Linked DNA regions of Homo sapiens: all the other regions are linked to region 2. The links are chromatin contacts, found by Hi-C or POLR2A ChIA-PET in ENCODE. All regions are on one chromosome and are shown on one strand. The core of a region is the stretch at or near the end of the contact, and the rest is flanking DNA. Distances in the headings are between cores, read along the strand shown. Region 1 holds the start of HSD17B4 (hydroxysteroid 17-beta dehydrogenase 4). Region 2 holds the start of DCP2 (decapping mRNA 2). Region 3 holds the start of DMXL1-DT (DMXL1 divergent transcript).

Evidence for each region. A loop is a pair of places that touch in the nucleus more often than their neighbours do. ChIA-PET counts read pairs that join two places held with the same protein, here RNA polymerase II (POLR2A). Pooled maps may share reads with other maps.
Region 1: a map of naive thymus-derived CD4-positive, alpha-beta T cell shows a loop between it and region 2 (20-fold over the local background). The contact joins the promoter of HSD17B4 here to the promoter of DCP2 in region 2. A Hi-C loop is called at or near these places in 1 of 168 maps with a recorded cell type or tissue (naive thymus-derived CD4-positive, alpha-beta T cell) and 4 of 50 pooled maps. POLR2A ChIA-PET finds 5 or more read pairs at or near these places in 1 of 52 experiments (OCI-LY7).
Region 3: a map of K562 shows a loop between it and region 2 (13-fold over the local background). The contact joins the promoter of DMXL1-DT here to the promoter of DCP2 in region 2. A Hi-C loop is called at or near these places in 2 of 168 maps with a recorded cell type or tissue (K562 and naive thymus-derived CD4-positive, alpha-beta T cell) and 7 of 50 pooled maps.

Annotation. Positions count from the first base shown.
Region 1 is chr5:119,449,915-119,453,963 of GRCh38, reverse strand. It overlaps HSD17B4 (hydroxysteroid 17-beta dehydrogenase 4), which reads right to left and starts at 1,467. Exons shown (of 24, transcript NM_000414.4): 1 at 1,331-1,467. The coding sequence starts at 1,388. RefSeq lists an enhancer at 1,317-1,366.
Region 2 is chr5:112,975,224-112,979,472 of GRCh38, reverse strand. DCP2 (decapping mRNA 2) reads right to left here and starts at 2,675. Exons shown (of 11, transcript NM_152624.6): 1 at 2,487-2,675. The coding sequence starts at 2,539. RefSeq lists enhancers at 2,225-2,334, 2,445-2,494, 2,505-2,594, 2,665-2,714, 2,250-3,009 and 2 more.
Region 3 is chr5:119,068,488-119,072,367 of GRCh38, reverse strand. It overlaps DMXL1-DT (DMXL1 divergent transcript), which reads left to right and starts at 1,478. Exons shown (of 3, transcript NR_134250.1): 1 at 1,478-1,562. It overlaps DMXL1 (Dmx like 1), which reads right to left and starts at 1,281. Exons shown (of 44, transcript NM_001290321.3): 1 at 712-1,281. The coding sequence starts at 798. LOC124901209 (small nucleolar RNA U13) reads left to right here and starts at 2,968; the gene lies at 2,968-3,071. RefSeq lists silencers at 845-1,124, 1,435-1,514.

The sequences.
Region 1 (4,049 bases), core at 218-2,717, 6.5 Mb before region 2:
TCTCCTTAGCGATGGCAAAAACGTCTTAGAATGTAATCCCTGGACCTCCTGCATGAAAATTATCCAAGAGCTGTCAAAAAAGATTTAAAACACCAAGCGTTGTAAAATACATTATTTACAATAAAAGCAAAGTGTAAACAAAATGTTTTCCTAAAAACATTTAGAAGGTATGACTACACCCAAATACATGCCCATGCAGAGATAACCAGACAGCTATGGGTATAAAATACTTGGCTATTCATCAACACTGAAAGCATTTTCTGAAAGGCAGCATAAGAAGCCACTTTATCAATACAGATATGAAAGTACATAGGAATTAATTGACAGAATTCCAGTTTGTAACGTTTAATATATAACTCAAATAATTCATGCATTAGGGCCTTTCCAGGTATAAGGTACTACCAGTGGAGAATCAAAGGTGCATAATGTCAAGATCCCTGCACTTGGAGGTTACAGAGGTCACCCACTGGTGAGAAACTAATGTAAAATCTCACTGCACAGCATCTATGTTGGTATGAATGGTTTGTTTTAATTTTTTGTACTTTAAAAAATGGGGCTATTTCACATAACAATTTTCCATTTTGCCGCTCCTGAAATACAGGCAACTTTCCCACTGGCCGGTCCACTTCGGAATTCTCTGCTCTCCAGTTCCTCAGATGTGCCCATCCTACTCCCATTTTCTTTCTCCATCATACGCCTGACCCCTGTGCGCATTTGAGCTTACAACCTCTGCCAAGACTCCAGTGGATTTCGAGAACAGATTGTGACTTGCTAAGCATACAAACTCCAACGGGGAAGGGCTCTTATCAGACGCCCTCTTTAAAGAAGGTCCTCTCACGAACTTAAAATCTTACGACAGAGGGAAACAAACACTGAACGACCGAATGACTTTTCAGGAGCTGACATCTCTGCGCTTCAGGGGGCGAATTCCAGCCCCCGCCCCTCGCGGCTTTTCAGTCCTTTAAAAGACTAGGCAAAGATCTAAGAGAGTTAATTGCAGGAAGAGTAACAATCGATGCCCACAGATAAGGGTCAGGGAGAACTTTCACCCAGTTTTGCAATCAGCAGCCCAGCCTGGCCTCTCCTCTCAGGCAGGACCTTGGGAAGCCCACACCGGGGTGCTGGGGAGAAGCGGGCTGTACCTGCTTGAGAGACCAGGTGTTTCCGGCTCTTTCCTCCTCAAGAGATGCGGTGCCTCAAGAATAACCATTCCCCTCCCCACCACCTCAGCGGGGTGACCTCAGCTGCGGCTGCGCGCGTATGCCGGCCCGAAAAGAGCAGCCAGCTGCGCCTCAGCAAGGGGCGCGGCCTCCAACCTTCGCATGCTCACCTGCCCCCGCGCCGGTGACCAGTACCACCCGCCCGTCGAACCTCAGCGGTGAGCCCATGAATAAGGCCTGCAACGACACACACACGAACAAGCAGAGCCGCTGGACGCCGACTGCGGGACAGGAGGAGGCGGGGAATGGCGGGGGCGGGACGAGGGTCAGTGACTTGCCGATTTCTGGTAGGAAGATGAGCGCAGAGCGCGCGGCTCCCTTGGAATCCTGGGAAATGTAGTTAAGAGTGACTCCACTCGCTGGAAGACTTGCCTTCCAGGGGCCATTTCTGCGGCTGGAAGCAATGGGAGCTGCTAGGACTTGTGTAGAAGAATAGTTAACTCGACACCTTGCGTTCATCTATTCACCTGTCGTTTCATCATTCACTCAATAAACGTTTTCTGGGTTTAGTTGCTGACCTAGAGAAACAGCATGCGGCCCCTATCCTTGAGGGGCTTCCAGAGATAGCCCCTGGGAAGGAAAGTCCCCCTTAGGGATGGTAAAGATTTGTCAGTGTAATAATCCCTGCACTTCTACATGCAAACATCAGGGGACTGTCAAAATGCAGAGTCCTGGACCCCCACTGCTTACCTCCCAAAATAGAATCTCAAGGGGCAAAAACATTTTGACAAGTGTTCCTAAATGATCTTGCGTTTGTATGTTGAGAACAGTCATAGTTCAATCAACATTTACTGAGCATCTCCTGAGTTTTGATAGGATCCTCAAGCTACTCAGAGTCAGATGGTAAACTTTCAATAACGGTGCAGCCTAGACTTGTGACCAATGTGTGTAAGTGAGCTAATGGTGTCAAAATAAACAGACCCTATCCCCGCTGGGGAGAAAGAGGAAAAACTTTCTGAAGGAGGACCAGGACCTAAAGTGGCGACCCCTGCAAAGAAAGAAGGGCATTACAGGCAGCACAAACACTAGCTAGGTTTGGGGAGAAAGAGGGTAAAGCCACAAAAGCAAAGCCAGCAAGATCATGTTTAGATGTTTGAATTTTGTGCTGAAAACGGTTTTAAGTAGGATTACTCCAGAGAGTGGTGGGAACACATTTACACTATGGAAAGATCACTTTGCCCATTATGGAGGATTGATTGGATGTTGCGGGAAGTCATGGACCCCAAACAGAGGGACCTGCTAGAGCCGCAGCAGAGGAACATAAATTGTGAAGATTTCACGGACATTTATCAGTTCCCAAATAATACTTTTATAATTTCTTATGCCTGTCTTTACTTTAATCTCTTAATCCTGTTATCTTCGTAAGCTGAAGGTGTACGTCACCTCAGGACCACTGTGATAATTGTGTTAACTGTACAAATTGATTGTAAAACATGTGTGTTTGAACAATATGAAATCAGTGCACCTTGAAAAAGAACAGAATAACAGCAATTTTTAGGGAACAAGGGAAGTCAACCATATGGGCTGACTGCCTGCGGGGTTGGGCAAAAACAGCCATATTTTTCTTCTTGCAGAGAGCCTATAAACGGACGTGCAAGTAGGGAAGATATCACTAAATTCTTTTCCTAGCAAGGAATATTAATATTAATACCCTGGTAAAGGAATGCATTCCTGGGGGGAGGTCTATAAACGGCTGCTCTGTCTTATGTGGTTGAGATAAGGACTGAGATATGCCCTGGTCTCCTGCAGTACCCTCAGGCTTACTACGGTGGGGAAAAACCCGGCCCTGGTAAATTTGTGGTCAGACCAGTTGTCTGCTCTCGAACCCTGTTTCTGTTGTTTAAGATGTTTATCAAGATAATACATGCACTGCTGAACATAGACCCTTATCAGTAGCTCTGCTTTTGCCCTTTGTCTTGTGATCTTTGTTGGACCCTTATTAGTAGTTCTGCTTTTGCCCTTTGTCCTGTTCCCTCAGAAGCATATGATCTTTGTTCTGCTTTTTGCCCTTTGAAGCATGTGATGTTTGTACCTACTCTCTGTTCTTACACCCCCTTCCCTTTTGCAACCCTTAATAAAAAACTTGCTGGTTTGAGGCTCAGGTGGGCATCACGGTCCTACTGATATGTGATGTCACCCCCGGCAGCCCAGCTGTAAAATTCCTCCCTTTGTACTCTTTCTCTATTTCTCAGCTGACTGACACTTATGGAAAATAGAAAGAACCTATGTTGAAATATTGGGGGCAGGTTCCCCCAATAATTAGAGGTGGGCAAGGAGAACATAGAAAAGATTTGGGGGAAATTATGGAAACCAGAAGTAAGGCAGAGGAAATGTTGAAGAAGAAATGTTGAGATAAACTGTATTTGCAAATGGAACTGACAGGGATAGAAGGCAGGGAAATTCTGGGCAGAAGAGGGCAGGTCCCCAGTGAGGGCTCCAACCTCAAGCCTGAAAACACAGCCCAAAGTGAGAACATGCATCCCTGTTTTCCCTCTTGAATGTTGCCTTTTCCAAAACCACCTATGGTCCCCCTGCCCCCCATCCTGTGCCCATAAAAACCCCAGGCTCCAATGGCAGAGAGGAGAGGAGAGAAGAAACAGCTCGACTTCAGAGGTATGGCTTAATGGCGTTGCTCCTGGGGAAGATCACCTTCTCACTCCATCCCCTTTTCAGCTCCCCTTCCCATTGACAGCCACTCTCATCGGCAATAAAATCCTCTGCATTCACCATTATTCAATTTGTTCCTGTGACCTGATTTTTCCTGGATGCCAAACAAGAGCTCAGGTGCCACAGGTGTGACACTAAAGGCTGTCACACTGACCCTCTGCC
Region 2 (4,249 bases), core at 1,426-3,925:
AAAGAAGTTCAGAAAAATTAACCTCAAATTAAGCTTTATTTTTACAGAAGTTTACCAAATTCTAAGTGTAAAAAAAAAGTTTTAGTCTACAATGAAAAGCTTGAATCTGTAACATTAAAAATATTTCAATTAATCAAAGCTATAAATATTAACTTGAAAATGGCATTTATTTTAAAATCTGAAGTTTTGAGAAATGTTTATTTGGTTTCATTATTACAGCCAGCCCTAATTTTTAAATATATCATATCCTTATTTATACAGCCAAAAACAGTAACTGCAAAAAGAAATTTCTTGAAAGGAAAAAAATGTTACTCCATTCAAAAATATTTGTTTAACAGCTTAAATACACTCACTGGAAAACCAACTATCTTTAACACTTGACAGGTGCTTAACATATTGTTTACAAAATACAACGTAATTATTTTGTGAATAGGTTCCATACATAAAATCGTTAACAGCTGACATCACTTATTTAAATGATGTAATCCTAGATAATATGCAAATTAACCCCAATACTAGAAGGAAGACTAGCTCTGATGTCTGTAAAATGTTTAAGATTACCACATCTTTTTCTAAATCAACTCTTAACCCTATTAACACACAGCTAATTACTGATCACCTTTCTAAATACTTATCTTCAATTTTTTTCTAACTATAAAATGCATAAAAAATATTGGAAACAAAAAATAAAGATCACAATCTCATAATCCCACTATTGGTTGATGTGCGTCTAGTCATTAACCCACATACACATATCAAATTCAGTTTCTTTTTCCTTTTTTTTTTTTTATTTGGGACAAGAAACTAAATGCCTTTTCAGTGGTTCATTTGAATCTACCATACTTCAAAAATTATAAATCTACCATCACCAAAGAAGTACAGCGCCATTTGTATTAGTTGCAAAATTAGGCTATTTACTTTTCTGTATGTACTTTTGTGAGGTTTAAAACGTTAGGCTTATTACTTCTCCTTGGTATGAGAGAAAAAGCACAGGCACTGGAAAGAAAAAGGAATAGGTGTGAAATCTTGATTTTGTGAATTAGGATGAATGTGACCTTATGTAAATTACAAAGTTCCTGAATCTGTTTGCGCAGATGAAAATGGAAATATACTAACTGCACCTACCAAACACGGCTGACTGAGGATTAAATAAAACAATACATGTAAAGGTAGTGCCTGGTGCACAGTAGAAACTCCAGGCCGGGCGCGATGGCTCACGCCTGTAATCCCAGCACTTTGGGAGGCCGAGGCGGGTGGATCACGAGGTCAGAAGTTCGAGACCAGCACGGCCAAGATGGTGAAATCCCGTCTCTACTAAAAATACAAAAATTAGCCGGGTGTGGTGGCGGGTGCCTGTAATCCCAGCTGCTAGGGAGGCTGAGGCAGAGACTCGTTTGAATCCGGAAGGCAGAGGTTGCAGTGAGCCAAGACCGCACCACTGCACACCAGCCTGGGCAAAAGAAAGAGGCTCCGTCTCAAAAAATAAAAACAAAAAAACAAACAAACAAAAAAAACCCCAAAAAACTCCACAAACACCAGTTCTTTACTTTCCATTAAAAAAAACTGCATGAAGGAGATACAACTACTAAAAGCCTGCCTTTTAAAACATAAACACAGTAACTGTGAACGAAAAGGTGTTATCACTTGTAATCACAATCCACACACACTTGGCGACAACTCCGGGTATCACTGCACTCCAAATTTTACCTTCGGAAAATAAGCATTTTTAAGTATCCTACACGTGTTTGGCTATCTGAAATCAGAGTTGACAAGGGGGAAGAATGCAGAAAATTTCTCATCTGAAGTATACACCCTGAGTTAAAACCCCGCGGTTGAGAATTTCCTTTAAAATAGGATTATTAAGGATAAAAAGAAAAGCAGCGCTACACTTTTTCCCTCTCTCCCCCAAAGACAAGTCCAGGGATGAGAAAAAAAAAGTAATTCCTTACAGGAATTTACAGAGAACGCCACGGACAAATAACACGCAGGCGTCAGAATAAGTCCGAAAATTTGCTCCTTGCGCAGGTCCGCGTACCTGGGATCCTAAGCCTTAAATTACTACCCTGGGGGTCTTCCTTCAGAATCGGGGAATGAGACACAGGGAGGAGGGGGTGCACGGCGTGGAAAAGTCACAGAGGCAGAAAAAACAATGGGAGAGGGAGGCGGCGGCGGCGGCAAAACGCTAAGACCCAGGCTCCGGCGAAGCGGCTACGCCTGCGGGAAAGCAAAATAGTTGAGTAACTTAAAAAATGAGGAAATTCCGGGTGTTCTGCGGGGAAGGACGGAGGGCCTTGAGAAACAGGGAGGCTGCGGCGGAAAGAGGGGCGGTGTCGTCGGAGAGCAGGGTCGACGATGGAAAGCGAGCAGCGGCGGGAGCGGAAAGCGAGGACATGGACGTGGGCGGGGAAGAAGACCCAGAGGCCTCTGGGGGTCCGCGAAACTGAGAAAACCCGACGGGGGCGAAAGGGGGTCGGGTAGCGCGGTACCTGCAGAGATCGTCCAGGACGCTGCCGGGAATCTCCACCCGTTTGGTCTCCATGATGAGGACCCACAGCAGGAACAGTGCATCCCGGCTCCGCGCGGCCGGGGACTGACGGTACGGCACTAGGACTCCGGCTCGCCGGAGAGCTGGCAGCCGAGGAAGCCGCGGCAGAGACGACTCCAACGGAGACGAGAAGGGGAAGGGGCGGGACCCGCTCACTTCCGTCCCGCTCCCTCAGCCTTGGACCCCAAGACTGGGCCAAGGCTCGGGGCGGAGCCCCCGGAGTCACGCCCCTGCTCGCTTGAAAGGCCCAATGGGAAGCTGAAGAATTGGGACTCTAAGCACTCTAAGCCAATGAGACGTTTGTTTATTGGTCTGCTACTTCCAATCCGTCTTCAAGCTGCTCAGTTGCTACTCAGAAAACCAACTTCCCGCCGCCTTTGAGGTGGCTACACGCATGCGCACCATGCCTCCTGCGCGCTTCTGGGAAGTTCAGAGGGGTCGGGGCTTAGGTGTAGACCCCGGACACATATCCGGGACTTTGGCATGTTGTGCAGGACCTCGCGGTGACTGAGCTCTTTCCTCTGCAGGGCCGACCCTGAGAATCCGTACAACACAAGAGTATGCTCGCGATTCCTGTCACCAAGTATCTTGCACTTATCGCAGCCCCCACCAACTCCAGGCCAAGAGCTGTGCCTCTTTCACTACAAACCCTTGGAGAGGGTATCCATTTTGGAGGTGGCTCTCCTCTGTGCTTCCTTAGGCACCTGGTTCCAAACATGAAGACAAGGACTTTATCTCAGTATCTGGCACCTAGCAAAATCTTAGAAAATACTGATTTAAGCTGAACTCTGATCTGTATTCCACCCTCTGCACAAAGCAATCCCCACCTGCTCGTCCTTATTCATTCCTCGTCTTGCTTAATGGAGACCAATCCATTTGGGATCTTTGGAGAAACTAGATCCATCTGTTCTTTTTCCTCTTACATCAGACCCACAGGCCCACACACACCTGCTCCGTCACAAGTTTAGTCTGTTCTACCATTTAATCTCCCATCTTTTGTCTAAATTTGTCACATGCCACTGTGTACTTCAGTTTTGCATCATTTCTCCATACTACAGTGAGAGCTGCCTAACCACTGACTCTGCCTCCATTCTTGGCCTGTGCAACTGCCTACATTTTGTTTTGTTTTACTCAGATAGGAACAAGTTATCTTTTCAGTTTCTGCTGTATGATCAAGCCCAAGTTCCTTTGGCATAAGAGGCCCGTCACCATCTATTTTGCTCCCGTTTTCCATCTTTTTTTTCCCCTCTTTCTTGGAGAATTCCTCAAATTTATCTTCCTGACAACTACAGAGTTTTTACTTATTTAGAGTTCTGTTTTGTTCTTCAAATGCCCCTTTCTTGTGGTGTCACATTCTTGCTTTGTATATTTTATTTTATCCTTCTGAGGATATTAATAATAGATTTTGACGTTTTCTTCTCCCTGAGTAGTCTTATTCCTCTCAGCTGCTTTTTGCTATTATCTTGATCTCATCTATCCTATTAGAAGCCTCTGTAGTCCTTGACTATTCACTCACACTTAAGAGTAAGGCCTTAACCTGGAGTCAAGTGCCTTGAAAGCTAATTGGAAGCTCTCACCTTGTAGATGGTACTTGTTTCCTGAGAGCTTCACTGTAGGATGATCTGGCTGAGCTGTTGGTTGGAAACACATGGTATCAGTATCTGTACGTAATTCTTTCTGCTGATGAAATTCCCTAAAGAGAAA
Region 3 (3,880 bases), core at 229-2,728, 6.1 Mb before region 2:
AAAAAAACCTATAGTTAAGGTAGAAAAATGCCACTATACTGACAAGTAGCCCGAAATTTGGTGCCCTCTTCTTGTCAATATGTGACCAATGAAAAGCAAGTTAAGCAACCTTAACCTGGGATTACCAGGTTATTGTAAAATATCCAAGAAATATTTTTAAAAATGAAAAGGCTTTTTTTTCTTTCCGAAGTTATTTCTCAGGGAATTAGAAAAGAAAATAAATGAAAAACACTGTTCTCAAGGCTAGTTGTTGATGGCAAACAATTGGTAATTGTTTTGAGACACCCACTTTTTAACTACAAAGATACTTGACCTTAACTTAGAATACAAAATGAAACCAATCTCCACTATTCCTAAATTTGACAATTTGAACCTATAGAATGGTATAAAAAAGCCCCCAACTCGTTACTCAACAAAGATTTTTGAACAAACGACTTTGGCAAAGCACCCTGGCCCAAGGCAGACAGACCAAAAACTTTAAAAATCCTACAAAATATTCTAACTTGAGTTCAGGCTCCATACAGTACCTCACTGACCGACATGGTTTTGCTTCCTTAGTTCTCAAGGGCCAGGTCTGCTGGGTTCTGGGTGGTAAGGACCCCCCTGGGGAGACAAGACCTCGCGCCTCTGCCCGTCGTTCTGGGCCAAGCTCGGCCCAGAATGACGGGCAAAGGCCGGGCCACGGGCGACGCGAGGGCCTCCCTCACTCACCGTGAAGCGCTGGTCGCCAATGCTGCCCACGGAGAAGCAGTGGTCGCCAGGGTTCACAGCCCCGGTCAGCACCTGGTGCAGGTTCATGTCGGCGCCCTAGTCCTGCAACGGACACCGCATCCAGCTCATGCCACGGGTCAGCGGCTGCTTCCCTCCCTCCTTCCCTCAGGGGCGGCGGCCGCTCTTCGGTGGCGACGGCAGAAGCAGCGACAGGCGCCTGGAGCCGGAGCCGCTCAGCTGGGGCCCGCGACTCATCCCGAGCCCCGGAGGGCGAGGCCCGGAGGGGGCGGGTCGGCGAGAGGGCGGAGCGCCGCGCTCCTTCGCGCACCTGTCACTCCCCGCGCTAGCCCAGGTGAAGCTCAGGGTCCCCTCACCGGCCACGACCCGGGGCCGACTCACCGGCCAGGAAGGCCGCGCTGTCCACACACTTCCTCTGGACCTCGGGCAGCCGCTCCTGACCCAGCCCGAGTGGCGCAAGCAGTACGCGCTCGCACTCCCCGCCTGACCTGTCCCTTCCCGGCTCCGGTGCCCGCCACCCCCACAGTCCTCCGCCACTCACTACGCGCCTCTGGATCCCTGCGGCCGAAATATCGCGAGACTTCGCTCGGGGCAGCTGCTACTGTGGTAAAGAATTCACTTTTTTACCACAGCGTGCGTATCAGCAAGTGAACATAAAAACGCCTCTTCTAGTCAGAAACTGGCCAATCCCGACCCCCGGTCCACCTAGGGCTCCGCCCACCACCGAGAATAAGCCAATCTCTTTGAGGCTTCTACAGGAGAACGCCGTGCGTTTGAGCTTGAACCTGATAAGCCTGGCAGAAGCCTGATGAACCCAGAATGAGTGAGATGTGGTAAGTTGTGCTTTAGGTTAGGGCGTCATCTAACTGTTGGGCCAGAAAATTTAAAGGGGAGAAGTGCATCCTAAAGGGAGTTGCAGTTTCCTCGGTTCTGGTAGGACTACAAGTCCCAATATGCACCGCTCCCCCGGGCGACCTGAGTGTCTCTTGAGTAAATGTGACCCTTGAAACGTCTACGTTAGCAGCTTAATGGTTTCTCCAGCCTTGCGCGTGTTTCCAAGTCCCTAAACGGGATGGTTTTTGAAAGGCTCGAACACTTGACAAGTAGGAAAGTGGTATTTTCTTAGCCTAAGTTATCTTAACACGTGATTTGAAATAGTGCTGGTAATAACAACACACCAGCCCTGCATTGAGCGTTTGTTTTGGAAAAGAACCTAGGAATTCCAGAATGATCAGAGTCACAGCTACAAACTGAGATTCAACTCTCATTGTATTTTGACACAAGTTTTGTATTATAATTGACAAACATCTGTTTATATGTCTCCCCCTGTATACCGTAAGCCTCTTTGGAATACAGAGGAACAGGACACAAGTCTGTCCTTAATGTCTAGCACCGCACCAGTCCCACCCATTCAGGGTGTTCTGTAAATGTTGCATGAATGTGTATAGAAACTCTCCAAATAGGCCAGGCACGGTGACTCACGCCTATTATTCCAGAACTTTGGGAGGCCGAGGAGGGTGAATCACGAGGTCAGGAGTTCGAGACCAGCCTGGCCAACATAGTGAAACCCCCTTCTCTACTAAAAATACAAAAATTAGCCGGGCGTGGTGGCTCCCACCTGTAATCCCAGCTACTCGGGAGGTTGAGGCAGGAGAATCACTTGAACCCGGGAGGCAGAGGTTGTAGTGAGCCAAGACCCCCGTTGCACTCCAGCCTGGGTGACAGAGTGAGATCCCGTCTCAAAACAAACAACCCTCAAAACTCTCCAATAGGCCAGGCACGATGGCTCACGCCTGTAATCCCAGCACTTTGGTAAGTCGAGGTGGGGGCGGGGGGATCACCTGAGGTTGGGAGTTCGAGACCAGCCTGGCTAACATTGTGAAACCCAGTTTCTACTAAAAATTAAAAAATTAGCCTGGCATGGTGGCACGCGCCTGTAATCCCAGCTACTGGGAAGCTGAGGCGAGAGAATCGCTTGAACCTGGGAGACGGAGGTTGCAGTGAGCCAAGATCGTGTCATTGCACTCCAGCTTGGGCAACAAGAGAGAAAGTCAAAAAAAAAAAAAAAAAAGAGAGAAAAGAAAATAAAGAAACTCCCCCTTTTGTTGTAGTATGAAGACTTCAAACTATAATAATACTAGGGTGGGACGAGTACTAGTAAATTTATTTCCTTTTATTTTTACTACATTTTTTGCAATGTACATTTACTTTGTCTGACAATAAAAAGCTACTTACGAGATACTTTTTAGTTCATAAGTGGGATGATTGTGTGTTCACACTTGTGTGAGACGTCCCTCCCTCAAACCTTGTTGCGCCATCATCTGCACATTACCCATCTGATGTGGGGAAAAAAAAAAAACCCGAAACTTATTTAAAAAATGAATTTCATTATGTATTCCAGGCTTTTCATAAGATAAGGGACAAAACTTAATTTGTCTTTTTTTAAAATATACTTATTTTTTGAGGTCTAACATACCTACAGTTTGTCTTTTATTATTTCAAATTATACTTCAAGTGCTTTTTAATTTTATATTTTAGACCCAGAACCAGGATTGTTGTACTTGTGTGGCTCCCACATAAATTCTGTGGCTGGTTCATAATTTAACATGTTTACTCATTCTATTTTGCCCATTTGTTAGTTTTGAAGAGCATTCCACGTATTAGAATAAAACTGAGCAACAAGATGCGGGGCGCGGTGGCTCACGCCTGTAATCCCAGCACTTTGGGAGGCCAAGGCGGGCAGATCATGAGGTCAGGAGATCAAGACCGTCCTGGCTAACACAGTGAAACCCCGTCTCTACAGAAAATACAGAAAAAAAAATTAGCCAGGCGTGGTGGCGGGCACCTATAGTCCCAGCTATTTAGGAGGCTGAGGCAGGAGAATGGCGTGAACCCGGGAGGCGGAGCTTGCAGTGAGCAGAGCTTGCGCCACTGCACTCCAGCCTGGGCGACAGAGCAAGACTCCATCCCAAAAACAAAACAAAACAAAACAAAAAACAACAAACAAACAAAATTCCCTTTGCCTCCAAGATGCTGCCCCTCACAGATCATCTCCTAATGTCATAAAATTCCCCTACTAAGGTTCTGTCGAATCCTAAATCTATTCCTGATTTATTGTGCAACTTTGACATGACTCTGACCTTATGGGAAG